2 separate regions of the Mus musculus genome follow, and region 2 is linked to region 1. A link is a loop called in an ENCODE intact Hi-C map of the cell type or tissue named here. Cell type or tissue: left cerebral cortex. All regions are shown on one strand. Links, peaks and the distances in the headings refer to the core of each region. The heading gives the core; the rest is flanking DNA. Region 1 holds the start of Gm52811 (a long non-coding RNA gene). Region 2 overlaps Sorcs2 (sortilin-related VPS10 domain containing receptor 2).

What was found. A loop is a pair of places that touch in the nucleus more often than their neighbours do. Peaks named below come from ENCODE experiments on the same cell type or tissue, not always from the same donor. Only the 100,000 strongest peaks of a DNase experiment are listed, where the experiment ranks them.
Region 2: a loop joins it to region 1, with 8 times the contacts of the local background. A loop is called at or near these places in 2 of 42 quality-filtered maps.

The regions. Positions count from the first base shown.
Region 1 is chr5:36,074,502-36,090,504 of GRCm38, reverse strand. Sorcs2 (sortilin-related VPS10 domain containing receptor 2) reads left to right here. Exons shown (of 27, transcript NM_030889.2): 4 at 12,467-12,631. Gm52811 (a long non-coding RNA gene) reads right to left here and starts at 5,522. Exons shown (of 3, transcript XR_003955892.1): 1 at 5,335-5,522; 2 at 5,001-5,232; 3 at 836-923. In left cerebral cortex, for the core only: a CTCF peak has its summit at 3,246; DNase peaks (open chromatin) are centred at 3,296, 4,676 and 6,084; H3K27ac peaks cover 2,045 bases.
Region 2 is chr5:36,208,143-36,224,145 of GRCm38, reverse strand. All of the region lies in intron 2 of Sorcs2 (sortilin-related VPS10 domain containing receptor 2), which reads left to right. Among named protein-coding and RNA genes, the nearest start is that of Psapl1, 12 kb to the right of the region's middle. In left cerebral cortex, for the core only: CTCF peaks have their summits at 10,704 (motif pointing right) and 12,102; a DNase peak (open chromatin) is centred at 10,687.

The DNA of each region.
Region 1 (16,003 bases), core at 2,890-10,889:
ATTAGTCTAGTGATAATGTTGCCCCCTTCCCCCTCTATCCTTTCATAATCTCCTACCTAGAAGTAGGGGGTTGAAAGGGTAGAAGAAGAGGGGTGGAGAAGGAAAGAAAATAGAACCCACAACGTAGCCAAAAGTTGGGCTACAACATGAAATCTTTGCTTTCTTAAGGGAAAGTTTATGTGGCTCGCAGTCCTGCTGTCCACGCCTCACAGTTCAGCTGCTGCACACCTGATCTGACTCAGCATAACCTGGTAGGAGCTCGTGACAGAGGTGACCTGTTGACCCCACGATGGCCAGGAAGCAGAGAGAAAATGTCAAGAAAGAGGCCTGAGTCATGTCCCCTTCAAGGTCACACCCCCAAGTGACCTTCCTCCCACTAGCCCCCCCTCAGGTCCCACCACTTCTACACAGGGTAGGGATCAAGCCTTCATCACGTGGACCTTAGAGACACTTAACTGAACGTCTGCAAGACCTGGCTTACTTCAGCAGAGGGCCATTTAAAAGACACAGAAAGCATTCTATCCAGTCCTGGTACACAGTGAATGAACCTGAGGACAGGACTGTCCTAGGTATGGTTGAGGAGAAGGGTTTTTTTTATAGATATGAGGGAGAGATCAGCCAAAGGCGTCAAGGTTTAAGGCAGGGGGCAGGGGTGAGAAGAGCTGAGAGGAGCCAGGACTTCTTATGCTGGGAGACACTGGTGGCCAGATTTGACGCCAACGGGTACCCCAAGTAGCCATTGGTCCCAGGTTTCTTTGGGACCTAACACACAGTAAGTGTTAATTCAAGTCTGATTATTTTGTCACCTGTGTTGTCCGTGCTGAGTACTCAATGTGCCACTGCCTTGTCACTCGGGTATTGGCTATGGCTGGAGACTGTGGTTTCCGGTGTAAGGTTCTTCTCTGCTCTTCACAGCACTGCTGCTGTAAGAACCAAACCAGAAGGTGGGTGTGGGGGAGTTGAGGGGGTGAGGAAGTTGTGGTAAGAACCAAACAGGAAGTTGTAGTGGTTGGTCAGGCAGGAAACTGCAGTGAGGGCCAACAGAGTGGTAAGGAGCTAACAGGAAGCTGTAAGTCAGAGCCTAACAGGAAACCAAGGAAACAGCTGCAGTGAGGGTCAAACTGAAAGCTATAGAGAAGGCCAACGGGAAGCTGCAGTAAGGACCAAATAGGAAGCTGTGGTGAGGTACAACAGGAAGCTCCAGTGAAGGCCAACAGGAAGCTGTGGTGAGGCCAACAGGAAGCTGCTGTGTGGGTCATTCAGCTCTATCTTCACTGGGTTCTCTGACCAGCTCATGCAAGCCAACTGGCTCTGAGGCCTCCATCATCCACCTCCAGGGATAACGACCAGAATGGCCTCTCACTCGAGCTGAGGCAGCACTTTGGACTGCCTCACTCCTGGACTAGTGGTGACAATGACACCTTAGCCTCTGGTTTGTGAATATTTGATGAGAATGTCTGAGAGGCCCTGTCATTCCCACAGTGCCACCATTACCCCGGCTCAGCAAGCCCTGCAAAGCCAGAACACTAACGGTGCTACCATGCAGTCCCTTGCCTTTCTGCTGTTCAATTAGGACAGATGAATGAACAAATTGTTCACTGATCTAATCTTACACAGTTAACACAACTGTCCTGATAAAAGACAATCTTGCAAACACAGTCACTCCAGAGGATTCACCATCCTCTGCACACTGCCCAGGCGAATAGTTTTCTTTGCATTGTCTGTGAAATGCCTTCAGACAGGCAAACAAACGCAATTAAACCACATTCCCTCCAGGGCCTCCATGCACAGCCCCTCAGAGAACAGAGGTCTCAACAATACCCCAGCCTCGAGCTTCATGTTATTGACAAGATTAGCCATAAATCAAGGCTGTAGAATGTGGGTGGTGAGTTGTTTTTATGTCTCCTGAATTATGCCTGCCTTCTTCGATGACTATCGATCAGGTGCCAGGTTTCAAGGCAGCCCCTGGTCAAGGGAAAGGCGTGCCTCTTCCTTTCAATTTACAAGTGTGCCCAGGGACACTTCTTGGCATTTCAGCAATTGTCAAGTCAGTAATTAAAGCTGAACCAGCTCTTAGCTGACAATCAATTCTGTGATTGTGTTTGAGTGGCTGTTTTACTAAATCAACGCTGAGGGCTCATCAGCCCAGTGTTAGCACAGAGGCTGGGTGGCTGCCACGGCAAACAGAGCCATCCATGCATCTGTGTAAGAGCATATGACTGTGTGACCCTGGGCAAGTCATTTCCCCCGCCAGGCTCCTGCTTCTCTGTCTGGAAGAGAGACAAAGGCATTCTCCCACCCCGGCTGTTATGAAAGACTAAGGTTTGTGTTTATGAATGCATCCTGCCCAGAATTGGGACAGGTATGGGGGGTGAGAGGTTGTGCTCCTGGTCACTGTGATGGTCCCACATGGTGCTGGTGTAGATAAATAACAGGAATCCTGTATATAGTGTTTCCACAACCCCAGTATCCCGTATCCTGTCAATCACTACCCATGGGCCCAGTTCTCACCCTCCCCTCACTCATAAGCTCTGAAGTAAGCCCTCTCCAGGTTTGCTGGCTTCAATGAGATTCCACCCCCTACCCCAACCCAACCCAACCCACCCCCTCATAGTCTCAGGCATTTGAATCCTTGTCCTCTATTGATGAAGAAGGCTTAAGAGGTGTGAGCTTGTTGAAGGAAGTATGTCAGTGGAGTGGGCTTGGGGGTTTAATGACTTGTGGCATTTCTGGTTTTCTCTCTCTCTCTTTCTCTCTCTCTCTCTCTCTCTCTCTCTCTCTCTCTCTCTCTCTCTCTCTCTCTCTCTCTCTGCTTTGTGGTTCTCAGCTTCCTGCTCCTGTGGCCATACCTGACTCTGCCATCATGGACTCTAACCCTCTGAAACCATAAACCTCCAAGTTTTCTTCTCCAAGTTGCCTCGATTATGGTGTTGATAATAGCAATAGAAAAGTAACTATTATATCAAATAAGGAGAGTTGGGGTGCCCGGCAAGAACAACTGTGTCTCTGCTCCTGGATGGACAGTCTTGCTGTGGTCTGCTGGCTCCTGATGAATGTTTGTTTATTCTTTACTGGGATGACGGGGTGGGCACATGTATACCACCATGCACATGTAGAGGCCACAGTACAACTTGGTTCGTTCTTTCCTTCCACTGTGGTCCCAGAGATAGAACTCAAGTCATCAGGTTTGTGCACCAAGTGCTTTTATGCTCTGAGCACTCTTCTCTTACAGCAAGCGCTCCTGGTGGATTTCTAAGAAAGTACAGCAGTTTCTAGCTGGGGGCTGAGGGCGCTCTGATCCTCTGTTCTGATTGTATTCTGCACAATGGGAGCTCAGGGCTCTTGGGAATCATGCTGTGAACAGGTGTCATCTGCATCCTGTCCCAACACATATTTCCATCTTGTCACCTTGATTCCGGGAATGCATTCTCTAGCTCACAGCAAGCTCACGCTGCCGGAGGAGCTGATGATCATGAGGCAGCCAAGTCCTGGATCTTGTAGGTCAAAGATGAAAGTCAGAAACATCAGGACCAAAGACAGGTTCTACAGGAAAAGGTCTGGGTCATTGTTCAGCAAGGACGAAGGGAATGGACTAAATCTTGACCTTTGACTGCTAATATAGTTCTAGATCTTTTCATCATCAGAAACTACAGCAGGCATGGGAAAGGACTTTAATACTGGGAACCAGAGGCTTCTGTACATGGCAGATAGAACAGCTGGAGTGAAGGCCTAGATGGGCTGAGGTGATGGTCACATGGTGACTGTCACAGGCTGGAATGAAGGTCGTAGGGCAGAGGGTAAGAAGACTGGAAACTGCTGTCCATTTTCCCAGTTGTCCTCTCACCCTGTGCTGGTCCTGGGAAGGATGCTGGTGACACTCTTAGGCCCTGGGCCAACCCAGAGAATCTATGGGAGACCAGTGACCCTGCTCTTAGTTAGCTCTAGTACGTCATGATGGTAAGAGGATGGGGTGGCACCCTGGCCAGTTCTTCTCCATGTCACACTATCTCATTCCAAAACAGCTGAGAAAGCACATTTCAAATGACCCTCCCTGAAATAAGTCAAGCCACATCTGAATTCCAGCCCCAGGTGTGGGCATGTAGTCCCCAGATGTCCTCTCCCCAGACCAGCTTCCTACCGGCCTTACCCTGAGGCTCTCTCTCTCCACGGGGTATGATATAGAAACCTTAGTGGCTCAGACTGACCCCTGATCATCTTCTCAAACCAGTCATCCCGTCTCATGTCCAGATCTCTGCTAATGATACCACCACCTACAATCTGCCCATGCCAGCAGGTCGGAGTGTGTGTGGTCCATGTCACTCATTCCCTACCCAAGCGGCTGAACCCCAACTGCAAGGCATTGTTAGCACCCATCCACCCTCTCCAGTGTGCTGCTTGTGTCTGAATCTCATTTAGCTAACCCACCTGGCTCCCACAGGCCCCATCCTCTGGTGTACCTAAGGCTGCATCTCAGGTACACTGTGTCTCAGAGGTGGCCAAACAGATAACCACCCCTGCCACTCCAGAGATCTCACCGGAGGGTGCCAAGCCCCCATCTGCAAGTCTTGGGGCATAAGAAAAGGCATTGGGCTGGAGAAATCTCATTCCTCATGACTCACTCTGGTTCAGATGAAACTCGGGCAGGTTCTAATTTCAGATCTGGGGGCGGTGCCACTGTCTGCCTCTCCAGCAGTCAAAACCAAGCTTCCTGGATTCCCAGCTGGGTCTATCTGGCTGGCCAGGAACATGTGGGGGTGGAGGGCTCAGCAAACAGGTGATACTAGTCTTGAGGCTTAGGCTGGCAGAACCCCCAACACACGAGTGTGTAAGCATACATACACAATCATACATGTATACATAATAGAGAGACAGGAAGGAAGGTCCATGGGGCTGCCAGACAGGGCTCTGGCAAGCAAAGATGGCATTTACTTTCTTCTGTTTTCTGTAAGTGACTGAAGTCTGATGTGTGTTACTAGGGCAGGTTAGGAGTTTAACATTACCTTTTGGAAGAGATGGGCTGAAAGCTTCATGGCAGAAAGTGGACCACAGGGAAGTGACATCCAGCACCTGGTGGGCAGGGAAGCCACAGGAAGCCTTGGAGGGGAGCAGTCACAGGCATATCAAACTAGGAGGTTCAAACTAGTATCCCATGGACCACCGCAGACAGGAAGGAGACGGGACTAAATCTGGAGGCCAGATGAAGACATGTAGACCTCGAAGCAGTCAGTATTCCTGATATGACCAAGGGAACAAGGATGGAGCACAAGACCCACCCAGTGTGCCCCACCTCTGCCAGGAGCTGCCCCCAAGCCCTTCGTGTGTGGCTGCACTGACCTTTCTGTCTGCTGCAGCAGGGCAGCTGGAGCACTCATGGCCTGTGCTCCAGAACACAGAGGTCCTCTCTTGGTCTCTGCGGGCCTTGAGAACAGAGGTACCTTGGAGGAGGGGTTTGCTGCAAGAGGAGCTCAGGACACATGTGCACTGACAGTGACCAGGGTAGAGAAAGGTCAGAAATCCATCCCCAGTGTTTGGTGGCTTGTAGACTTCTGGAAGCCATATCTGGCCATCGGGGTAGGGAGAAAGGCCTTTGTAGAATCTTCTGCTGTATCAAGACCCCTGGTGCTTGCTAGTTGCCTTCCAGATGCAACCATGCCCTTGGCATTGGCATTGGCTTTAGTTGAGTGGTACAGGGGAACAAGAAGTCAGTGCAGCCATACACCAGGCCCTTGGCCTCTCTGGCCTCAGCATCGCCTTGGAGAAATGAAGGCAATCACAGTTCCTTGGTAGGTATGTTGTGTGTGCTCCTCAGTCCATTTCCTGCCCCATAGCTCTGACCCTGTGCTGGGCCCTGTAGCTTACTAGTCCTTCCTAGGGCTCAGGCCCAGCCATCAGTCAAATGAATGTGTCAGATATTTCTACAGCATGTTTCAACATGTTACCTCTGATTTCAGGAAGCCTAGCCTCACAGGCCCCCAGGACCTAGCTCAGGTACCATATGTCTCCCCCAAAATAGTAAGTAGTAAAAATACCCCCACTGAAAATAGAGTCTGCCTCTCAATTTGGAAGTGCAATCTGCCCGCCTCCGCCCACGAGCTGCTAATTGATTTGCTTTTTGCCCCAGGAACTCTCATCCTTGTCAGCACTTTCTTTTTTCCTTGGCTCACTCTCCCAGGTCTAAGGCTGAAAATAGACCTCAGTGAGCTTGCTGGGTTCTTGGCATTCACCTTAGGGTCACCTAGACAGAGGCCTGGACCCACCTCAGGGTATGGTGGCCGAAGCCCAGAGCTCTTAATCAGTAATGAAATCACAGCACTGACTCCGTGTTAGTTGGAGTTGTCTAGGCTGGGTTATGGCTAGAGCAGATAGACCCAGCTTTGCCAGGCTGTGGGGAGATGTCCCTAGAGAGCGTAAACAGCCACAAGGCTCTCGGTGCAGGCCATTCTGGATGCGGGCCAAGGACCTGCACTGACTCTGTACCAGGGAGGGTCTCCTGGAGAGAGAGCCTCTGTGCACAGGAAGCTGTTTGATAAGCAGGTGTAAGAAGAAGGCCCTGACCCTACCTACCCACAGGTTGACTGGTGTGGGTTCATCTGCAGGTAGGGCTTTGTTGTCTGGGAGTTTGCACTCAGAACGTATGAAGAGAGCTATTTCGGTTTGATATGTGGTCCCAAATCGTGGTGGAAGCTCAAGGCCAGTGTCTCAGTCACCAGAGGCTGAGTTGGGCTATCTCCGTCCTCCTCTGCATCCATCAGGGGCTGAGTCGGGCTATCTCCATCTTCCTCTGCATCCATGTAGGGAGCAGCACACACCCAGAAAGGCAAGATGCCTAATGGCTCAGTCTACCACAGAAACATAGTTGAGGTGGCTGATAGCAGCCTGGGGTGGAGAGGGGAGCTGGGCCAGAGACCCCGCTCTTAGAAACCCTGTCCATCACATCACTACCCTGGTTAGCCAATCAAATCTACCCATTCAAGGCATAGCTACCTGTGTGCCCCTCCTCAGCGAAGGCCCCCTTCCCGCTCTGGTTCAGCAACCATAGAAGAGTGAATAAGTGAACGAATGAACCTTTACTAATTCGTGCAACGGGAGCAGTGTGGAGGAGGAGGTGAATGGGACTCTCTGGCTGTTGGCCTCTAGGCTACTTGAATATTCATGAGAATGCTCTCCCAAAGAGAGAAACAAGCAGGATCCCATGGGAGTCCAGGTGGAGGTGGGGCCAACATCCCCTCATTCATACATACATTCTATTCCCAATGCACCCAGGATGGACCAATTGCCAAGCCCACCCACCCCTGAGCCCATGGTCACCAGAGGTACAAAATAGGAGTTGCTCAGAGTGTGAAGTTCAACCAGGAGGCCCAGAGCAAGCAGTTGCAGTGCCACGTGCATCATGGGAAAGAGCCTTAATGAGAAGCATGTGGGTTCTAGGCACAGAATTGGCCAAACCAATTGGCGTGCATCTCAGGCCTGGGGTGGAGAAAGGGATGTCAAGTGGACAGGTGAGCCAAACAGGATGTCTGGGTGGCTTGTGTCTTTTCTCTTTTTGTCCAGGAATCAACACACAGTTGGGACGATCTAAGAAAGGACAAAGGAACAGAAAGGTCCTGGGAGCTACAGCTGGGTGCTCTGAGCAAGACAGTTTATGAATTACAATGCAAAGTGTAAAATAAATATTCATGATCCCCTGGTGATAGAACTGAATGATTAAGTAAATAGCAGGGGGGGAGAGGCCTGTTCTGTGCAGAATTCCATCCCTACCTAGGCAGGATACGATCCCACTACAAAGAGGACAGCAGAGCAAGTCACAGCAGAGGGGCCTGAGGGTCACCCGCCAGCCAGGACACAGGCACCACAGTGTCCTGAAGACAGTGCCTCTCTCTGGGATCTTCTAGCAAATACCATTGCAGTGGTTTTTGCTAGCTCACAGGCTGATGTAGGAAACTCAGCATCTGAGCCTCCCAGGAGGGACACCGGCAGGAACCAATCTGTGTGCCTATCCACTGCCACATCGTCAAAGCACAGGGAGGAACCTAAAATGTCGTCAGACAGGAACCAATGAGACCTGACATCTAATCCCATGGTGTCTGCTATAAGGTCCTGGGACAGAACCAGGAGGCCAGTGACACTTGTGCCCAGTGTGGTGTTTAGATGATATTGGTCAGGCCAACGTCTGGAACCACTACAAATGAGTTTATTTAAGCAAAAGCTGCAATCCTAACTCACCACTTCAGCCCATTTACTGGCACACACTTGCCACTGCAGAGTGACACGTGCTTCTAAAAACTTAGTCACTGTGACACGGGGAATCACAGGGATTCCCCACCCTTTATCCTTTCATCACTCCACTCTGCAACCCTTCCCCGGGTTACTAAGCTCCTTCTCACCTGCAGGCTCATCTCAGACGACATATCTTTGTCCCTGTTACACAGAGTCCCTCCCAAGCCTTTGCGAACAGAGAGAGTGGGCTTCATGCAGGAGGAAACTAATTAATGTCCCAAGGAAGCTCATCGGATTTCCTAGGGAAGAAAGCATGATGGGATTATCATCGGCTCATGTAGAGCAGAGAGAGGGTGCTGTGCAGCCCACTGAGCCTCATGGGCCCATCATTGTCCTCGCAAGATAAGCTTGACCTCTGAAAGGCCGTCACAGCCATATCCAGACAGAGGCTGCTCTCAGGGCCCCACACCCTGGAAGCTGCATATTCCTCAACTGTGCTGGTCTCCAATCAGCCCCAGCCCAGCTCCCCACCCAGCAGTGTCCTTCCTCCTATAACACCCTGCAGAGCATGTCAGTTGTTTAGATCTTGACCTTGGCCCCCTTCTGATGAATGATGTGTACATGAGCATGGTCTCACATCTGGGTCCCTTCCTGTACCTGTTCCATACCTAGCAAGCATGAATGAGAGGAGGATGAGAATTCCCTTTTAGAGTTCTATGAATACAACACAGTTACACCGTGGAGTGGCCCAGAGTGAGGGGTGTGTGTGTGTGTGCTTGTGTGTGTGTGCGCGCTTGAGGACCTGCATCTACACACACGAGAAGGAAAGTGACTACATGTCAGCCATGACTGCACCAGAGGTCACAACTCAAGTGGGAGGCGGGGCAGCCAGACTCAGAAGGGCCCAAGGCACGGCCTGTGTGAGTAGACTGTTTTCTGCAACTATGGACAGCTGGGAGGGTTTCTGGGGTCTGATGCCAGTGGTCCCAGCTTCCCATCAGGGAGTAGACAGTAGACGGGGACTGGAGGGTTCATGGCAGAGAGCCAGTTCTCACTCTGCCCTAACGTACTTCAGTGAGGCAGAGCCGAATGGCTCTGGCACCCGATGTCTGCATGCTGTGTGCTGGAGTCCCTTTCCCAGCTGACTTGGCCCAGTGACCCTAAGGTCTGGCTTGTGCGGAGTTCAACAACTCCCCCTTTCACCTCTGAAGCCCTTCTGTGACCCACAGTGTGGCATCAGCGTCTCAGCTAACTTTCTTGACTAGTCTGTGATGTGGAACCGAGTCCCAAGCAGCCCAAAGGAGCTGGCGTCTGTGGGAATTTGGCGGCATAAAGGAAGTTTAAAAGATGGTGGGTCAGGTGGCTTCCCAGTGCCCAGGGAAGGCTTCACAGCAGGGTTCCCTGAGGGTCCTTGGCCACCGCAAAGCTGAGTGCCAGGGTGACTTCTCCTTGGGAAGCTTCGATGAGGCAGAATGCAGTGTGGGGCACAGACCATCCCAGCCATCCCCATTCATCTGCTGGTTTGAGAGCAACATAGGGCCTGGGGTGCTCATCCAGCCTGTGGGTTTTCTGTCACTTCAGATGCTCCACAGCGGTGCATGGTATGCACATAGAAAAGAGGGATGTGGCAGTCCCCATAAGACCAAGCTGTCAGAGTCTCCCAATGACCCACTCCTGTGAGCCTCTTGGGAGCACCTCCAGCAGAACCCAATCCATGTTGTTCAAACATAAGCCAGATGGCTCCCCCTTCACCCCAGGGCAGAGCTCCTATCACAGCTAACCATGGGTATGACAGGGGCTGAGTGTGCGCTGCTCTCTCAGGGTGGGGCTGGGCATTCAAGGGAGGGTGTCCTGGATTCCACTCCTGGAGGTCCAGGGATTAATTTTTCTCTGCCTCTTCCAGCTCCATGTGTCCAGCAGCTAGCGCTACCATCTCTGTGCCCTTGTCCCCTCTTATACAGACACTACTACTGAGCTTACCCTAAAGCTATGATGTCCTCTTCTTGAGGTCCTGCACCTGTCACCATATTCCCATGTAATGTCTCTGTTGTGAGTGTGCTCCATCAGGAAGACAAACGGTCATATATTTGTCTCTCTACAATGTCCGAATGCATTGACTAGTGTTTAAGTCACAAGCTACCTCAGTCTTTTGGCGGCAGTTTGCCAACTAGTGTGACTCCCTTGATAGCTGCTCAAGGTGAATACTGGTTCTTTATTTCAATCTTAATTAACAATATTAACTCTCAGGTAACAGTTGAGTGTGTACATGTGCACACAGAAGAGTGTGTGTGTGTGTGTGTGTGTACATGTGCTCGCAATGCTTTTCTCTACATATCTACCTACCTACCTTTATATGTAGGGGTCCTGCTTTTTCGTTAACTTGAGAAAATAGACCCACAATTAAGAAAAAGCCCACTATAAGACTGGCCTGTGAGGAATTTTCTTCATGAATGGTTGATGAGGGAAAGCTTAGCTCGCTGTGCATGGTACCGACCCTGTGCAGGTGGTCCTTTCCTACCACAGCCAGACAAGGCAGTTAGGGGAATGGATTTCCACAAACAGCTTTAGGGACAGCCCCCACTCTAGTTATTGGGGGACCCACATGAAAACAAAGCTGCACATCTGCTACATATGTGTGGGGTTTGGGGGAGGCCTAGGTCTGATCCTTATATGCTCTATGGTTGGTGGTTCAGTTTCTGAGAGCCCCCCAAGGGCCATTTTAGTTGGTTCTTGGTCTTCTTGTGGAGTCCCTTTTGGTCCCTCAGTCCTTCCCTCAACTCTTCCCTAAGACTTCCCAAGCTCCATCTAATGTTTAGCTGTGGGTCTTTGTATTTCTTTCAGTCAGCAGCTGGTAGAGCCTCTCAGAGGACAGTTATGCTAGGCTCCTGTCTGTAAGCATAACAGAGTATCATTAATGGTGTCAGGGATTGCTGCTTGCCCATGGTGTAGGTCTCAAGTTGGGCCAGTTATTGGTTGGCCATTCCCTCAGTCTCTGCTCCAACTTTGTTCCTGCATTTCTTATAGACAGGACAAATTTTGAGTCAAAAGTTTAATGAATGGGTTGGGACTGGAGGTCCTGTCTGGCTACAGGAAGTAGCCACTTGAGGTTCCATGTCCCCACTGCTAGGGGTCTCAACTAAAGTCATCCCCATAGACTCCTGGGAGCCTTCCCCATCCCAGGTCCTGGCACATCTGAGAGATACCCCCACCTCTGCCCCTGCCAGCTGATTTCCATTCATTCTCCCAGCCCTCTGGCCCTCTCTCCTGTCTCTCCCCAAACCAGGTAACCTCTTCTTTACAGCATCCAGGTAAGGATGTTGCAACCTTTCCTAGGTCTGGTGTGTCTGATAACTTACTGGCCTGTTTTTCTTGCTGTGATTTAAGACATTGTTTACTCCGAGGGTCCAGTTTACTTTAGTGAATCTCTACAATGATACCTTCTCTGCCTTTAGAAGTAAGTCATTTTGCTGACCAGGTGGTCTTGTTTACATGCCCACCACAGTCAGTCACCCTGCCCCCATGTTTGTGCTCAAAATAGAGACAAATACTGCTGCTAAAATGATTTTTTGGGGGGGTTGGTTTTTCGAGACAGGGTTTCTCTCTATAGCCCTGACTGTCCTGGAACTCACTCTGTAGACCAGGCTGGCCTCAAACTCAGAAATCCTCCTGCCTCTGCCTCCCAAGTGCTGGGATTAAAGGCGTGTGCCACCTCTGCCTGGCGCTAAAATAAAGTTTTAAAAGCAAAGAACAGCTCCAAACCCACAGCTTACACAACATGGAGATCTTAGGACATGACATATTCTCAATTCTCACCCTCCCAGGGGGTCAGTATGTAGGTACATGTTTTCAGGGGACACTAGTCAGCTGGCTGCAGTGACCATGCAATAGCCCTTCCACCCCTGTCAACCCCTCATCCCCCTTTGAAATCTTGGCTATTACCCAACCTAACAGCATTCTCTTCTGCAGACAGGCACCTCTACCCCCATTACCCCCATCTCACACATTACCTGTACTATCTAATCCCCATTCAGATGTTCTGAGTGATAGCCGCACCTGTCTCAGCTCTCCCCTGAGCCTACTCTTCTTTATAGTAGAGACCTTGAATTTCAGGATTCCAGGTCAAACTTCAGCTCTGCCACAGCGCCTGCAGAGGAGCTTCAGGGGTGGGGGTGGGGGCAGGGAATGGCAATGATGGAGCACGCACCTCCTAACAGTGACCCTGATTTCAGTCTTACATTCTGTGTTTCAGATCATCCTGGTGAGCTCATCCCTCGGTGACCGGGAACAGAGCCTCTTCCTCAGCACTGATGAGGGCGCCACGTTCCAGAAGTATCCTGTCCCCTTCCTTGTGGAGATGCTCCTCTTCCACCCGAAGGAGGAGGACAAGGTGCTGGCCTACACCAAGGACAGCAAGGTAATGGGGTGTGAGGTCACATGACCCAATCAGATGAACATCGGGACAGAAGCAGCTTTCCTGTCAGGGGACTCTGAACCCCCAAGTGATGAGGCAGAGCCTTGCTGGAGCTGGGGAGCGTGAACCTCAGTTCTGCCTTTGTTGTTGCACACATGTGGCTGTGCATCAGCATGGGGAGTCTCACACATATGGCGTGTGTTACAATAACCAGCTTCCCAATCCTTCACCATACCACATAACAGGCAAGAGAAAGGTCCCAGAAGGGGTCCCTGGCCCTGGTGGCAGACATGCAGTACCTGCCACACTGTGGCTATCGAGTAAGCTGCCCTTGACACACAGAGGCCTATGAGCCGGGTAAGGAGGTCTTAGATAATGCTAAGCCCTTGCCCTCTGCCTCCCCTCCTCTGCCTTAGGCTAGAACATGCTCAAGGGAGGGGCACCGTTTGGTTTCCTGTATCCATGATGGGCAGTGACCATAGATTTAAAGGTTTTAATGACAAAAATGTGTCTTGTTACAGACCTAGAGGCCAGAAGTGTAAAATTAGTATCTCTGGGCTAAAGTTGAGTATCCCTGAGTCTCTGGGGAGAAATGGTCCCCCTTTCCTAGTCCTGGTGTTTGCTGTGTGCCTTGGGTTAAAGTAGCATTGCTGTATCTTTATGGTTAAGTCTCTGCCCGTCCTTAGAATGCCCATTGCATGCAAACATGGACATGCTTGGTGTACTTATGTCTATGACTGTACATATCTGAACCCTCCCAAAGGCCTGGACAGCAACCACCGGAAACTGCTGTTCATCAGCCCCTGGGAGAGGGACAGGTGTGAAAGCCAGCATGTGTCCAGGCTATCAGACCTCTGTACCTGAAATGCAACAGGCATGGACCCACCCTTCATGTTCTTTCCGATCCTGTGCCCCTTCCCTGGTGCTAACATTCAATTGCATGTTTCTGCTATTGTTTGATCACAATCTGCAGCCCACACACACTAGGGCTGAGCTCTGAGAAGGTATATTGGATTTATATTTTACTATAATAATATCAAGTGTTCTCTGAAACTATATGTTGGGTGAATAGATTATAGATGGATACAGGCAAGGATGGAGAGATGGATGGATAGATTATATATGAATATAGGGAAGGATAGATAGATGGACAGATGGATGAATAGATTTTAGATAGATGGGTAGTGCTTTGGTTTGGGTTTTATTGCTGTGAAGAGACACCATGACCAAGGCAACTCTTATTAAGGAGAGCATTTAATTAGTACTGACATACAGTTTCAGAGGTTCAGTTTATTATCACCATGGAGGGAAGCATAGCAGTGCACAGCAGACATGGTAATGGAGGAGCCGAGAGTTCTTCATCTTAATCTGCAGGCAACAGACAGAGACTGTGTGCCACACTGTGTGCACAGTTTGAGCATAGGAAACCTCAAAGCCCACCCCACAGTGACACATTTCCTCCAACCAGGCCACACCTCCTAATAGAGATATTCTCTATGGCTAAGCATTCAAACACATAAGTCTTTGGGGGCCATACCTATTTAAACCACCATAGGTAGATTATGGATGGATGGATGGATGGATGAATAGATTTGGATAGACTGTGATATATATATAATGAATAGATGGATGAGTTCAGGGGTGGAGCCAGATGAGCAAACAGATTAGTACATAGGAATGTGGGGTAGTGGAAAGATGCCTGGCTGAGTAGGATGGTGGATGGATATGTGGGCGGGAGATAGATGGTGAGTAAATAAGTGGATGGATGGATGAATGGATCGATTGAAGTTGGTTAAATGAATGAACATATGGATCAATGACAAATTCCTACTAACAGGGGTCAGCCAGGTAAGAGAACCCCAAGTGGAACCCTTGGTGATGGCCAAGGCCAGCTTTCCCCAGAGCCCAGCCTTCTTGCCAAGGTCTAACACATATTGTCTAGTGTCCCTGGCCTATGGCTGCCTGTCTATTCCTACCTCTTTCCCTCAGGGCTGCACACCCTTATGGGTATTAATAGCAGTACTTAGCCTTCCATGTAATTAGACCAAAGCGCAGCTACGGCGAGTTATTTTCCTGAAGAAATTGACTGTGTTGCAATTGCTCCTTAATTTATGGTGCCCTGAAAAATTAATGGAGCTGAAAACCTTGGTTATTTTCCTTGGCTCTTTTCTGTGATGACAAGGAAAGAAAGGAGAGGAAAAAAAGGTTTAATTGCTGTTATAAAAGGAACTAGGGATTTGGGGAAATTAGTAAGTGATGGCCGTCTTGAGTTTTGTGGGGGCTTGGTGGTCTGTCAATGCTTAGATGCCCAAGAAGCTGTGTCTGAAGTGGAATCAGGCCAGCTCTGACTCTACAAATCTACAGGCTTGCTGTTAGCCAGGCGTCTGGACACTGCTGAAAGGCACACACTGCTAAGCACTCTGGCTCAGAGCAGTACACTGGGCATTGGTCCTAGGTCCTTAGGTAGCTGGGGCTATGCCAGGCTTTTCTGGAATGTTCTGGGTGTGGTTCCTGGCTAGGAGTGTCCAGGATTCCATGTGGCTCTCATCTGGGAAGTATGCTGGTCTCACCACATTGGGTGGAACAAAACAGAAACTTGACCAGCTTCAACTTTGACCAGACAGTCATACACCAGGTCCAGAGGCCCCAAGTAGGCACAAACAGCCTATGAACAGGAGTGAGCTGGCCACTCAGTCCCAGACTCCTTTCCCCTGCTCTGCCATCCCCTCACCCACCTCTCCTTCCTCTTCCAGGATGCCTGCCCTTGCTCTAACAAAGGCTCTGCCTCACTTGGGAGTATCCTGCCTTCCGCTGTTCCTTCCTCACTATGTCATGATTTGGGACACAATCTGAGGTACCTTACTGTACCTACAGAATTTTTGGGTGATACCCAATATGTGTTCCTCCCAAGTCTTAGCAAGGTCCTAAGCCTCCCAAGACCTGTTCGTCCTTTCTACCCAGATCTCTTGGGAATACTTTCTTATCACCCACAGCCTTATCTCCCTGGGCCAGAACTGTAGACCTGCTTTCTGGCTGGGGTACTTATTTCTAAGATAAGGTCAGATTCACTTTGTTTTGCTTTGTTTCCCTCTTTTCCTCTCTTCCAGTCAAGAAATACTTCTGGGTCTGGGGAAATGGCTCAGTCTGCAATTGCATTTTGTACAAGCATGAGAACCCGAGTTCATATCCCCAGCACCTATGTAAAAAGCAGAATGTATATTTCCCTCTGCACTCCAGAGTTAAGCATGCTCCCTGAGACAGAGGATGTACCCCAAGGAGAGAAGGAAACACCTCATCTCGATTTGACTTTCTAAACCCTGTGAACACATTCCTACTCTGACCCAATAGTCTAGCTGCAAGAGAGTCAGTGCAATG
Region 2 (16,003 bases), core at 6,673-14,672, 130 kb before region 1:
ATTTTGTCCCCACTATTGTCCCCAGCCTTTTAAAACTTGCTTTCCTAATGGCCTCCCACATAACTGAAGTTTCACTGAAGGACCCTACATGTATTTTTTAATGTGGAATTCACATCTTTCAGGCCCGTCGAGAACCAGTGTTGGCCACCTGGGGGTGCTGTTTTACCCCAGTGAATGTGGTTGGTGCAGAGAAACCAGTTCAGCCTTGCATCTCTGCCCAGGACTCAGAATGTAGATGATATGCTGATCAGGATGCCAGGCTCTGAGGTGGGACCTTAGGCTGCGTTCTAAACAAGTGCTAGGAAATTCCGATACCGCTTGTCCATAAGACAACAGGCCTGTTGCTTCCAGACAACCTGGGAGTCTCTGCAGTGCTAAGCAGCCCACTGGTAGTATCTGGTCAAGCTGGACTTTACCCGGGTGTCTGTAGGTGTCTGTGTGTGCTGGCTCCTGTCTGGCATGCACTTAGCATTGCCCCTCAGTCCTGACTTTATCCTCATCTAGTTAGTGCAGCTTCCCTAAGGAGGCCACTCAGTGTACAGAGCCCTCCCCCACCCCCGGCAAGGTTCTTTGTTACCTCTCTCATGGAAGTTTCTGTTTCCTTGCTTATACTGCTTCTGCTATTACTAGAACACAAGTCATGAGCACGGAGACCTCTCAAGGCCATACAGTTGATCACAGGATGCCATAACCAAGTACTGACTGGTGCTCGGAATGCACGTTGGCCTTGAATGCATGGGTCGGTGGACAGATGGGTGAACAAATGAATGGAGATGATGGATAGATGGTATATAGATGTGTGTATATGTGTATGTGTGCATATGCGTGTCTGTATGTAGCTAGCCGGATGGAACAATAGCTGGGTAAGTGGGTTGATGAGTGGATAGGTGGAAGGACAGATGGATGGGTGGATACATGGATGTGTGCCTGAGTCATAGAGATAGTGTGGTTTTAGGGAAACACTCCTGGGATCTTGAAGATTCTTTATGTTGATGAGGTCTTTATTGGAGAAGCCCAAGAATACAGTCAGTTCAGATGCTGTCAAGCAGGGAAAGGAGGCAGGGCATATTCTGAGCCAGGAGAAAGCTGGCTATGGTCTACCTGCTTACTCCTGCCCTCCCGCCTGGGTTACAGCCTGCAGGATCTACATTGAAGGTAGCTATTGAAGAAGGTGAATTTGAATTAGGGCCACACTTCCACGACCCAGACAGAGGACTCTACCAGAGCCACCCCTGTGGCATCCCACAGGTATATGAGACCTTGGGGCCTGCTACACAGGCAGCCAGGAGCAGCCTCAGTGGCACTGGAGTGGGATGATCCGGGCTTCCCCTCCAGGCTTGGCTGGAACCTGTCCTCTCTGTCGGGGGTGGAGAGCATCCCTTTCCCCTGGCTTCTCTTTAATTATGGAATCTTTGACATATAGAGAAAAGTGCAGAATGCCGTAAAACACCAGCCTGGGGAGCGGTGGCAGAGGCGGGCTAGTGCACATTAAATCTCCATCCGTTCCTCCTAATCTACCTCTGAGGTACTTAGTCTGATGTCCTGTGTGTTCCTGGGGTCAGCAGATGGGAGAGCAGGTACACCCCAGGAAGGTAGTGGAATTCAGGGTGTCACTATTCATCACAGCAGGGCCTCACCCAGCTTAGTTCATAGATGTTAAATGGTTCCCTCTCTGCAGGAGAGGTCACACTTTCTTAAAGACAGCAATAGATTCAGATGAAACTCACCCTTTGCCCTTCTGCTACGCCCCCGACCCCTCTCCCCAGCGTCTACCTGGAAGCAATCTCCATCTTAAGCTTGGGGTGGACCATTCCAGTTTGCTTTATAGCTTACCTATAAAGCAGAAATTTAAACACATACGACAACATATAAATCACAATTTATATTGGTTCAGGACAATGCGTGACTCTCTGTAATCAGACAACCAAACATGAGCTTGTTTTAAAAATTGATATGAATAGCATCATCCCGCTCCCGGCATTTGATTTATGTTCTCGACTTCATTCTGGTAATTTCCTCACGTTGCATGTGGATCCTCTCGGATGTGTGCGTTCTCCATTATGGAGCGGTGATCTTGATGCCTAGGGAGTTTGGTATTCCAGTCAGGGTTAGCAGCGAGCTTGGGAGCCATAGTGAACCCCCTGGGCTGCCTCTCCAGGCAGATATAGGGCAGGGCTGCCTGATGTCTCCTCTCTTTATCTTGCCAGCTTGCCAGTGGGGTCACTCACCCCTGCAAATCTTTGACATCATCAGACCTTGCCTGTTTGTATTCAGGGGCTATAGGGCCATTACTCGATGCCCTCCTGAGATGGTATGTTCCTTCTCATGGTCACAGGTCTCCTCTGTATGACACAGGCACTGCTGTATACCCCTGCTTCTGTCAAGTTGCTTAAGTCTTTTGTCATCCCTTCCTTTCCTTGAAAGGGGACCAAGCCATCTCTAGGACCCCAAATGTCAAGATGTATTTCTTCTAAATGTCCCCTCATCTCTAGCCTGGGGCCTCTTCCTCTTGTCAATACCCACAAAGACATTCTCTCTTAAGCATGCTTTATCTTGCCATAGTTAAGTCTTTAAGCACCAATGTTCTGTCTGATAGTAATGCTGTGGTGTGGTGTGTCTCTCAGGAGTGTGCCGGTGCCTAACTTAGACAGCTCAGAGCCCTGGGCTGACTGTTGGTGGCTTGTTTCAGGCAGGGCATGGCGAGCGGTCCACTTGAGACTGGAAACCCTGCTTCAAGCTGCTGCCTTGGGCCTTCTCCAGGTACACATCACCATGACAGGGACAGGACAGAGACCACCGTGATACATTTGCTACGTGAGGGACACTGAAGCTCCCAAGGCAAGGCAGCCACCGGAGCCTGTTCCAGCATTTTGCTCTGTGGCATCTGCTGAAACTTCCTGGGCCAGAGTAGGTCACAGGGTCATCTGCAGTGGTGAGAGAGGAGCGTGGGAATCAGGTATCACAGGAGGCAGGAGCAGTTCTGGAAGACCCTGCTGTGCACACTAGTAGGCACACTCAGCAGGAAGGAAGTCTAAGGAGACTGTTTAGTATCTTTCTGAATGAAGCCTGCTCCCCCATGCTGAGGTCCCAAGCAACGTTCCACCTTCCGTCATCTCATAATCTTTCATATTTATTCATTTCATTAAAAAATTCTAATTGCCATTAATTTGTTTAATTTTCGCTTCTTTTTTATTTTACATCTAAATGCAAATGCTCACGTTTTGTTTTATTGTACCTTTTGTTGTGTTGATTAAGTCTTGAGGCGGTGTTCCACAAAGCACACTTTGGCAATCTGTTCTGTCGTTTGCTTTCATGTTCCAAGAGACCTGAGGCTTGAGATTTTTCCCTGTGACATCATTGCATCGGCATGGCATTGCGTTTAAAATCAGATTTGATTCCATCTCTCCATAATATCTCCCTCACACCTCATTTTTCACAGTCAGAACCCAGGCCTGACACACACACACACACACACACACACACACACACACACACACACAGCACATGCTCTGCCCCTGAATGGCACCCAATGTATATTTTCACAGACTGTGCCACGATATCATGATCTGTGAATGCCGCATGGGAGGGATCAGAACTCTGAAACTCTATAGCTGGGACAACTGCTCCCAACACTCCTCACTATTAAGAGGAGTGTGTCCTCTGTGGAGGCAGAAGCCATGTTGTGTATACTCCAGCTTGCTTTTCCCAAAGGAGAGGTGGAGAGAGCTGGAGGCAGGGTGTTGGACTTGCCCATGAGGCAGCTGTGACTCCCAGGGAATACCGTGCATTTGTCAGTGGCCCAGATCCAGAACTGGCACAGCATGGGATGCTGATGGCTCTTTGAGAGCAGGGAATGCTGGGTAAATGCAGCCACAGCTCCTAGAGAGGAGTACTGAAGGGCAGTGTGCTGAGGCCTGGTGGCATCTGGAGGGCACCAGCCTTGCGACGCTGGGCTGGTGTTTCAGTGCCTTGCTGGGCTTTGGCATGGCCTGCGTGTATGCACAAAGAAGTTGGCTTTGATCTTTGCTCAGTCCCTGTCCTTCCTGGTGATTTCAGGGACTTTCTGTCCAAGGATCCCAGTGGCTCGACCCAGACCCATTTCCCACAGCTATTACAAAGATGGCTTTTATCCCAGAGAGGACATTTGTCACAAAGACGGTGTCTGTAATGTTTGCGAATTGTTCAGGGGTCAGAGATCCCTTCTGTCTCCCCCATGGCTTTATCTCATGGCTTCTCATGAGCTCCCTCCCTACAGAGAGCTGAGTTAAACTCAAGCCTCAGGGAAGGTAGGGATCGAAAGAGAGTCCCTGATTTGGAAGCTTTTGAGCCTAGTCAATAAATAATCATTTGATACGAAGCAGCAATTGTGGGCCTAATACACCTGTAATTCCAATACTTTGGAGGCTAAGTTGGAATCCAGACTGTATTGTACCTTGAGGGACAGACCAACCAGGGATGAAATTTATGAAAACTCAAAGACACCCTTCTGTGTTCTCAGTCCCCTGTAGCCCCTTATCCATCTATCCACCCATCCATTCATCCATCATCCATCCATCCATCCACCATCCATCCATCCATCCACCTACCCATCCACCCATCTAAATTTCCTCCCCACCCCTTTCCTCTTCCTCTACCTATGGTTCTCCATCCCTCTTACCTTTCCATTCATCTCCGCTCTATCATCTCTTTACCTATTTATCACCCATTCACCATCTGTTTCCTCACGCACCCTTCCACACATCAACTGCTTGTATAACTGTCCATCATTCATGAATCCATCTACCAAACCATTCACCCACCATTCTCCATTCCATCCATTCACTCAACCATCCATTTATGTGGTTTGAATGTGAAATGTCCCTCATTGGCTGGCCTGTCTGAACACTTGTCCCTATTTCCTGTTAATTCTCTGCTTTCTGTGTATGAATTCAGTGTGACCAGGCAGCCTCTGCCACTTCCACCAGGCCTTCCTTGCCTGTTGCAGTTTCATCTCCATTATGGACTGTATTCCCCTGGAACTGTAAGCCAAAATAAGCCCTTCCTGCTTTAAGTTGCTCTTGTAAGTGTATTTTATTACAGCAACAGGGAAGTAACTAAGGCAATATCAATTCATCATTCATGCTCTATCAACTCACCTATCCATGCACTCATTCATTATCTATCTATTTATTATCAATTCATTCATATATTATCATCAAATATACATCTATACCTATATTATCATCCACCTATTCCCTTATCCATTCATCCTCCATTTATGAATTCTCCACTTGCCCGGCCATCATTAATATATCATTATCTATTCATCATCCATTCAACCATCCATCTACCTATACATGCTTGCTCCACTTATCCATCTACCCACTTATCCATTTATCATCTTGTATCTACCAATCCATCTACTGTCCATCCACTCATCCTCCATTCCATGCATCATTCATTCATCCTTTATCCTCCATCATCCATCCACCCATTGTTAACCTATTCATGATTTTTCATTCACCATGTATACCTACCTACAACTATCCAGGAATCCATCCCCCACCCACCCATCCACCCACCCACCCATGCATTCATTATTCATCTGTTCGTCATCCATTTATCTAGGCTTTCAGTTAGAGTCGACTGTGAGTGGTACCCAAGACTCTAAGTAGAGGGATAGGGATGAGGAAACCACCCATGACAGTGTGATATAGTCCTCACTGACATGAGACTTAGAAAAACAGGGAAGCTCTAAACATGTCACTCTATTAGAGAGGGTGGCTATCAAGAAGGACATCCTGGAAGAAGATTGTTTTCTCTCCCAGGATGGCTCTACCTGTGCAGTGCCCAGCCCAGTTTCTCCTCATCCCCATGGATGGCCCTCCTGCAAACCTCTGCCAAGTTTCAGTAGTCACCAATTGTTCAGTTACCCTAAACTACATCACAGAGAAATACCAAGGGCAGTATTGGCTCTTGAGGGTAATAACAGCATCGTGCCGTCCTATTCTGGCCAGGCCTATAACATAGCCTCTTAGTTGACCTGACACTCAGTCTCATGGACTTTACCCTGGCCTTGGAGATGCCTCTCTTTCTTTCATCCCTCCTCAACCTACAGATTCCCAATATTTGACCTGGTGTGCTGGAATGGCCACCCTACAGTGATAATTATACTGTGATATGGCCATTCCATGTACGAAAGAGCTCCCAGGAGAAAGCTGGCCTGCAGGTCAAAAGCATGCTATTGGTAGTTTTTGCCTGGAGTGGTTCCTGGTATAGGGGCCATGGCTTCTCTCCTACTATGATGGCAATTGACCCAGAAGATGAGCCCCACCTCTTAGGTCCACATACAATGACTGTCTTAGATTCTCTTTTGAGAATAGAAGACAGCACTGGTGGAAAAGGTCCTGGTGGCCTGAGTTGAGCTCAAACCCTCCTTGGACATTGGGACCTCCCCCTCTGGAGTTGTCTACTACTGTTATCACCTACCCCTGGGCTGGGGCCTCCCTGCAGCCTCTGTTTCTTCCTCCAGAAGCCCTTCCCAGGCCCACATCCCACTCTGAGTGGTCAGTGCCTCCGCTACTCCCAGGACTGGGATGACAGTCAGCTATATGTTCCCTGTGTCATTACCCTCTGCCTCCTAGGATCTGGTCTTCTTGTGTTCTCTGCTCCAGCAGAGTCTCAGGCCAGAAGTGAGTCTGGAGTCTTACTGAACTGAACAACACCCACAAGGTGTCACCCTGGCTTTCAGCACTCAGACCTCTCTGCTCCTTTATACAGGACACTGGGTAAAGCTATGATCATTTAGGGAGGACCTTGGAAAGAGTGTTGACAGATTTCCCTCTAGAAAATTCTCCACAAAGAAAATCCCTGCTAAATATAACTTGTGATTACCACAGAACTCTTAAAAACTATAAAATAGATGAAGCATAAATGCAATCCTTGTGTTAGCCCCGCCCCACGAGATTAAAACTATTAATATCCAAGATGAATATTCTCTCCAGACTTTTTAAGATGCAAATATATACATGTTTTATAAATGTTGAATCCCAAAGGAATTATGTATTAAACATTTTCTTATGCTCTGGCATGTTTTCGCAGCCGCTATTTTTAATGGCTGTATAATATACCCAGATCTAAAGAAGGTATCGTTTGTTTAACCAAGGTCTTGGTTTTGGATGTCTGAGTCACTTTCAATTCCCACTAAGGTAAAAAAGATGTGGAATGTTCAGAGCTGTAGCACCGTCCCTGTGTGTGCATCACCCTGTGCCTTGGAGTCTGCTTAGGCTACGTGCCTGGGCATGGTCATTCTCTCCTGCGTGCTTGGGTTTGGGGTCTGGGACTCTGATGTGTCTGAACATGTGGCAGGTTTGTTGAGACTGCTGTTGATGTTACTGGGGAACCGAGAGACTGAAGGGCCATTTAGATAAGAAGATAACTCTTCCTAGGGTGGCTGTCTCCTGGCAGAAGGAAGGCTTGCTTGGTAGGGTGGAAAGCAGTTATGGTTCTGTAAACCCGGCTTGTGGACAGCGGCCTCTGACCCCGAGCACCTTCACTAGCAACTGTTCTCAATGCTGTGATATGTGACAAAGCAACCAAAGGAAGGGTCTGGCGTTGGCTTGTAGTTTGAGGGTGCACAGTCCCTCATGGTGGAAAAGCCGTGGCAGGTGCACGAGGCAGCCAGTCACATTGCATCCACAGTCAGGAAACAGAGAGAGAAAGAGAGGGAGAGTGGGGAGAGTGGGGAGAGTGGGGAGAGTGGGGAGAGTGGAAGAGTGGGAGAGTGGGGAGAGTGGGGAGAGTGAGGAGAGTGAGGAGAGTGGGGAGAGTGGGGAGAGTGGAAGAGTGGGAGAGTGGGGAGAGTGAGGAGAGTGAGGAGAGTGGGGAGAGTGGGAGAGTGGGAGAGTGGGGAGAGAGGGAGAGTGGGGAGAGTGAGGAGAGTGAGGAGAGTGGGGAGAGTGGGAGAGAGGTAGAGAGGGGAGAGTGGGAAGAGAGGGAGAGAGAGGGAGAGAGGGAGAGTGGAGAGAGGGAGAGTGGAGAGAGAGAGGAGAGTGGAGAGAGAGGGAGAGAGGAAGAATGGGGATAGTGGGGATAGTGAGGAGAGTGGGGAGAGAGGTAGAGAGGGAGAGAGGGAGAGAGGGGAGAGTAGGAGAGAGGGAGAGTGGAGAGAGAGGGAGAGAGGGAGAGAGAGGGAGAGAGGGAGAGGGAGAGAGAGAGGGAGAGAGGGGAGAGTAGAGAGAGAGAGAGAGAGAGAGAGGGAGAGAGAGAGAGAGAGAGAGGAGGGGGGAATGCTGGTGCTCAGCTCACTTTCCCCATTTTTCTCTGCCCCATGCTTCAGTTCATAGAACGGTGTTACCTACCCATGGGTAAGATGGGTCTTCCCTTTAGTTAAATCATTCTGGAAATTGCCTCACAGACATGCATGGAATTGTGGCTTCTGGTGATTCTAGATCCTGTTGAGGTGAAAATGGATGTTAGCCATCATACCTTGGCTCTGTATAAGCAAGCCTGTTGCCATCAGCTCTGAGCTTGCTGCAGCACATGGCATGATAGAGGTGACCCTCATCCTCTATCATGTTAGCCTGGGCTCATACACAGCCCCAGAACAGGGATCAGGAAGGTGGAAACACACAGGCTCAGAACTTGTATAGCATCCTTTCTGTATGTTTCATTGGTAAAGCAACTCACAGAGAAGAAAATCCTGGGTTCAGAGCAAGGGTTTGTGTACAGACAGAGAATCATTGCAAATGGATTTAACACCAGGAAGGAACTAACTGAAGCCATCACTTCCATCATGGCTGAGGTATGAAGGAGAGGTCCATAGAGGTATATAGAAAAATCTAGGGGCTGGAGAGATGGCTCAGCGGTTAAAAGCACTGACTGCTCTTCCAAAGGTCCTGAGTTCAAATCCCAGCAACCACATAGTGGCTCACAACCATCCATAATGAGATCTGACACCCTCTTCTGGTATGTCTGAAGACAGCTACAGTGTACTTATGTATAATAATAAATAAATATTTGGGCAGGAGTGAGCAGGGACTGAGCAAGTAGGGTTGACCGGAGTGAGCAGAGGTCCTAAATTTAATTCCCAGCAACTACATGAAGGCTCACAACCATCTGTACAGCTACAGAGTACTCATATACATAAAATAAATAAATATTTTTAAAAAGAATCTATTTCCAGGCTTCTGAGACTGTCTTGGGGTCCAGGGATAGTACAGTGGGGTCCAAATGGCAAAGAAAGGAGCTGGGATGGTTTCAATCCTGGGGTGGTTTTTCTACTAACCAGGGTTTCTTTATGGGAACCATCTGGCCATAGACATTGAAGGTGTCAGGGCCAACTCTGAGAATTGCTGGGGAGTAGAGGTGCCTGGGTGGCCTTTGAGACTTACATTAGTGATCCCATCATCACCATTGTGTTGAGTCCGGACCAGGGATGGCTGGGCCTTGCCTGACTCGTTGGAGTTTCTCTCACTGTTCTCTCAGCCTCTTTGAGGGTGAGGGGGGGGGGGTGTGACTCTCTGCAGCCCTTGTTTGAATGCAGGGGCTGATCTCTCCCAGGAGAGTGCTCCCATCTCAGACACTCTCCACACACTTTGTCTTTGGACTTACTGTGAAGGACATGCTGCAACTGAGAATTGTAAACCCTTCCCCAGTGAGAGGTTGTCTGCACCACCCCTGGTGCCTGACTGAGGTAGAAGGGTAGGGTAGAGGTGGGCAGCATAGAAGCTAGGCTCAGACATGGCATGCTGTACCAGTACAGGTAACTGTAGCCCAGCAGCCCTGAGGTATGCATGTAAAGATGACTAGGAGAGTTACTAGCCAGTGTCCTCTGACAGCTCTCCTTTAAGCATGGCATGGACCCAGGTTCCTTCTGTATTGTGGCTCTACTTACTCCCTACCCCTGACTAGGTCTGGGCATCCAGTCAGTGCCTGCATCAGGCAGAGGAGGTCAGAACACAGGAAAGATAGCTCATGGGAGGTCCTGCTTCTTAGCCCAGCCTGGGTCACCTGTGTACCCCAGTGCAAGGGAGGATCAGAAAGATCTTATGCACCTGGGGATGGATTTGCCATGGCCACCTGGCCATTGTGGCACTGTGCATATCATGTTCAGCAGGCCCATGTGTGAAGTTGGCTGCTCCATGGGCTGACTGTAGAACACTGGGAAATGTCTTCCTCAATGCCCAAAATTCTCATCTGCACATGGTGACAGCAACAGTCCCCCTCTCTACAAGGTCCTATCACCTCTGATGCACAAGGCCTGGCTACACCCAGACCCCATTACCCAGGACGAGCTTAGACAAAGTGTCCTGGGCTCTTGTCTTGTTGATGAAGGCCAATGGGCATTGGAGGACCTGGAGAATTTCAAGAAGTTCTCCCTTGTCCAACCAGAGGCAGGTGTCACGGGACACAGGAGACAGGAACTCAAGCATGACCTTGGAAGGTGGCTTTGGTCCTGTGTACACCCGTCCCCACACCCTTTCCTGCCTCTGCCAAGCCACTGCCTTGTAGCTTAGAACCTGCTCACCAGCTAAGCTCACAGCAGTGCACCCCAGGGAGTGTGTCGGAATTCAGAACTCGCCACCTGCCAGGCCTGTGTGGTATGTGCGATGCCACATGAAGCTTAAGTAGTTCACAGGCTTGGCACTGAGCCACCTGCCGCCTCTGCGCCCACCATCCCGAGGAGAGCAGGGGGCTACCTGTACTTTGAAATGTTTCACCAGCAGATGGCTGCCATCGCTTCTGTTTGGCTTTGTTTCCCTCTGTGTAGGAGTCTTCTCTGGCCTGGTGCCTGGTTCTCTCTTACACAGGCAGGCTCCGCTGCTCAGAACCTTCCTCACCCATGCTGCGTTTGATTTAAAATTCTACTTGGGTCCCCATCAGGACTGCTGGCTGGAGCCTGTGGAAAGCAGTAGGCTTGTGAGATCAAAGGGGACAGTTTAACCCTATTCCACCTGCCCATTCATGACTTCTCCATCTCTTCTGGAGTCAGAAGTCCAGGCTTTCAGAGTGAAATTTTGAGTTCAAATCCTTATTCTGCTTCTTATAAGCTGTGTGGCCTTAGGAAAACTGCTAGTTGTCTCTGATCCCTTGTCTATGGAATGAGGATGGCTGTATGGCCTTGGATTGGGAGTCCAATTAATGGATGTAGAATGGATAGGCCAGTGCCCAGCTTCGATGCTTCTGACACCATTCTTTATCAGTCTCTGAGGAACTCCTGTTTCTTACAGTGATGGGGCAGAGGGACCAGGTTTCTAATTCTTGTGGATCCCTCTGTGGGGTGGCATGTACCTCCAAAGTGACAGGCCCAACACTGCTCTCCACTATGTGGAGACTGAGCCACAGTCTTGCCTCCCAAGGGATCCAGAACCTCTACTCTACAACCCTTTCCTGTCACCATGTTCCCATCACCTCTGTAGAGACAGCTGCTCTGATTTGCCCTTCCTGTCCTCTGTCTCCTATAAACTGGGGGAATCACAGTGTTTCCTGTACCCAGGCTCCAGAGGGTCACTTGGAGAGGAAGGCAGCAGAGGACAGCTTGACCTCTGGCTGCCCTTCTGATCTCTTACTACTTTTTGGTGAAGTCGAGGGCAGGATGGGACTGACCTGCTGTATCTCAGCATGTTTGCTGTTGTTGTAACAAAATACCCAAAACTATAAGTTACAAAGCACAGAGATTTATTTAGCTTAGAGTTCTGGAAACTGAAGGGCCACAGTATAGCTCCAACACATGTTCCTCCAATGAGGGCCACTGCATTGTCCCAGCCTTCCATGTCAAGACAGAACAGATGTGTGAATAGATCTCTTCTTTTTCCTTATAAAGCTGCCAGTGCCACCTTGGGGGCCTCCATCATTATCCCAACACATGCATTTTAGAGGACACATGACAACATGGCAGATAGCTCTAGCCAAGCCCATGCTACCTTCTGCTACTTGCCCTACATTGTGTGCATGGTACACCACAGACCTACTCAAGATGGCTCTCTGTGTCAAGCTGGTGTAACCAATCTTCCACTATCCTCTATCCCTGCTCTGCCCCATCTCCTTCCTCCTTACCTGAGGACTGAAACCCCCTCCATTCCCTTAGGAAGATCTAGTAGCCTGAACCTTTTCCTTCCCACATGCCTTGTTTGGCTGTAGAGGGAGCACTTGCTGTGAAATAGGAAATCCTGCCTTAGTCTGGTAACCCCCTCTCTGTCTGCCTTTGTCAGTCACGGCTCCAGCGATGATTCCCTGTAGGGAAGGGGCCTGGGAACCCAGCTAGCCTGTTTGGACTGAAGTTTGTGCTCATCCCGTGGCTCAGAGGTCAGCACAGAGCTGGAGAAGTAAATCAAGTCTGGTGCCCCCGTATGTTCACCCACGTGCAAAGCAGAGTGTCCTGTGGACTGACTCTGGGCCCCATGGAAGGAAGTCTTTGTCCATTTTGCTCAGAATTCCCACCTGCACTGGGGCACGAGTACAGCTGCTTCTCTGCAGAGGCCCATATGTCACAGCTGGGATTGGGTCACATTTCCTATGTGGTATGCTCAGACTCCCATCTCTCCTACATCTCAGCCTGTCCAGCCCCTAAAACTTCCACCAGGGCACCTGCCCTAGTCATGGTGAGGTCCCCATACTCCCACCTTGCCCCTAAGCCCAACTTCTAAAGAACAGAACCCTTCCTCTTGCCCCGCTTGGAACTGGCTCCTGGCTTCCATCTCACTCAGAAGTCCATGTGACCCTTGGACATAGCCACTAGGGCCTCAACCTCCTGCCCCTGGCTAGCCATCCAAAGCCAGGCCCTCTCTTGCTCTCACCAGCCCACCACCCTCCTCCTCCACTCCCCATCTATGCTCCAGCTCAGTTCTGTCCTGAGCCCTCTAACCTGTCTAACATGTCAGCTTCCAGCAGAATGGCCTTCCCAGAGCTGCCTGCAGGCTCCACCTGAAGCATCTCTCTCCCGAGGTACTCTCCTGAGGTATTCCCGCCCTGTTGTTTTCTCTCCGCTGAGTTCCTCACACTCTCCTGGGATTACATACAATCCTTAAGATTTTTGTATTATTTTGACATTATATTAATGTCATTTTCCTTTCAAATGTCATTGTTGGCATTGTTTCCTTGTATGTGGCTCATCTGCCTGGCATGTTAAGTAGCAGGTTTGAGTGAACACCACCCTTCACAGTGACAGTCCTGTACCCCCCACATCCCACCCCCAGATCTCATCGCCCCCATCCCCACCCCCTGTGCTTTGAGAGCTACCAGTATAGATTGTGGGCTAGTACCACTGTTTCCCAGTCCCTCCCCGCACACCCCGCCCCCGTCCCTGCACACCTCCTGCTGATGGAAAATTGAGCAATGGAGTCCTTCCTTCATCTTCAACCTGAGATGCTAACCTGGTCTATTCCGTTTGGATGACCCAGCCTTCATGCTTGATCCACACCTGGCTTGGGGCAACTTTCAGGAAGCCTGGGTGTCCCTTGACTTCCTCTGGGCATGGTGCTTTCTGTGGCTCTTCGTGTCTCAGGGCCTCGAGAACAGTGGGGTGCTTCTGAGTGTACGGCAGCCAGCAGGCCTAGAAAAGTAGGACACCCTCCACCCGCAGTGTATAGTATTGGCCAGTGTCAACACTGTGAATTCCCCTACCATGGCCAGCTTCAAGCTGATAAGGCATGTTCCCAGATACGGACTGGATTAGAGTCGTTGCCTTAACCCTCTTTCCACAGCTGTGGAAGCACAGTGGCTCCCTGCTGTTCAGGGCTCTGGAGTCTGTGGGCAGTGGTTTGGGAGGGCATGGCTGGCCCGACATAGCAAATGGAACATTTCCAGCTTTTCCCAGAGCTTTGGTCTCCTGGCTTGTCACCCTCCCTAGCCCTTATATCTTCGTTGGCCATGTGAGTGTGGTGGTGGATATTGAGATGCTGGCCTGGAAAATGGTAACACTGGTTCTGGGTGCCTGGTTCTGGAATGTTCTGTTAGTGAATCTCTGGCTCCCCATACCCTATAGAAAGCTCCAAGAAGTGGGGTATCTCTGGGCAGAAAGGCTTATGGGGAAGTTCTCCATCTCACTTATTCGGGCCTGGGAGCCCATTGTCCCCAGATGTGTTCTCTGTTGACTTCATGTCTTTGCCTGCCCTTCCTAGATGCTTATCCTGATCTCAGAGCTATGGAACCTGGGTATACACAGTTCTCTGTGCTGAGGGAGGAAGGGGTCATAAGGAAAGATCTGGTGGCTTGCTTAAAGTCTCCAACTGTGATGATCACACCGCTCCTGGTGACAGGAGTGGCTGTCTGTGCTGGCATGCAACCCTCAGCATGAATACCTGCGACTGTCATACAAAAACTCCATACTGGCCTGGCTTTCCCTAAAAGAGTCTCAACAGAGGTCAGCAGTGCCTGGGACATTGACGTGTCATGTGCAGGCACCGGGACAGGTGATCTTGTTTCAAGATCCTGTAAGCCCTCCAGAGTTATCTGCCTCCCACTTACCCGTGTGTGTGTGTGGGGGGGGGGGCATCCCTCTGATATGAGCTGTAATCTGGGTTTGAGGGAATCAAGGCCATGAGGTCTCTGTAGAAGCTTCTGGAAATCTGGCATGGGTGCTGTCCTGGGTGGACTAATTGGGCCCAATTAGGGGAACTAGGGAACCCAGATGTTCTGGTTCAGGTGTGGCTTCTCCATTCCAGGACTGCATGGACCTCCCTGGGCTTGCTTCATCCCTGCAGATGCCAGCATTACTTTCAGCCAACTTGGCAGCTAGCAGGCATTCAGGCTTGTCGTGTTCCCCAAATCCCTGACCCCAGATCACTGTAAAATGATAGCAGCTTCTAGAATCCCAGGGGGCTGGCCTGGATGGCCTTGGACAGTGTCCCAAGTAACTTCTCTCTTGAGATGAGAATCACTGGATCCAGGTCCGAAAGAATCCTGCTTACAAAAAAGTCACTCTCTCTTTCTGCTCTTCTTGGGCCTTTCTTTTGTGGCCTAGGGATTGCCACCCTGAGAAACTGGTTTGGAAGTGGTGTGACTTTCCCTTGTCTTCTGAAACTATTTCTGCTGTCCTAAGTAAATGGCTTAAGATGTGTGTCACCCTCTCAGGTCAGAAGCTCAATCATGTCTAGTCCCTCCCAGTTTGGTAGAGAGCTCACAGGCAACAGCAAGGCTTTCCAGCTGCACCTGGGTGTTAAGATGCCCGGGCCACACCCCTTCCTCCACAGCTAGTGGAGGGGCCCAGCTCAACCTATAGGCATGTTTGCTTTGGCCAGCAGAGGACTTTACGGAGCCTTCAGCATAGAGGCACATGAAGCTCTCATGGGTTCAGCCTGAGGTTCCAGTTCCATGGGTGACACTGAAAGGATCGGTGGTGGGTTAGTGACCTCATAAGGACATCCTTCTTGGGATGGGTTGTGGACACTTGGGGGTTTTAGAGATATTAGAACACATGCCCCCACTTGCTCCCATTGTTTTTCGGTTATAGGTAGGAAACTGAAACCCTTAAATCATGGTTCCAGTACTCTGGAGGAGCAGAGGGGTCCTTCCCCTGGGACACAGGAGAAATGGGCTGTGCTGTGGTTTCCAGATAGGACAGATGATCTCATTGCCCACCTGCCCCCCTTGATTGTGGTATTTGGCTGCTGTTCCATGCCGGGTATATAGAAAACTACTTCTTTCAGGCCATGAAATCCTTGAGGGGCCCCTGGGGTAAGGACCTGCTATTCTCTCCCACACCCAGGGTACAGACTCTGGAATCTGGGAGCTGGATAACACCTGGAAGCAGGTGAACAGGTAAATTAGAGCCTGCAATGATTCTGGGGCCTTGTTTTTTTGGGGGCCTACCCACCCAGATCTGGAAGGGACCTTCCAGCACAAATAGCTTCCCTGAGGGTAACCTTCAAGTTACCTTCCTTGGGCTCTATGTCTTCAAAGTGTGTAGATGCCACTTCCTGGCAGGAAAATAGAACCATGTTGTTGGAGAAAAGGAGGTGAAGCAGGCAGTAGAGGAAGGGGACAGCAATGGGGTCTTCCCTGGTCTCTCATGGGCACCAGCTTT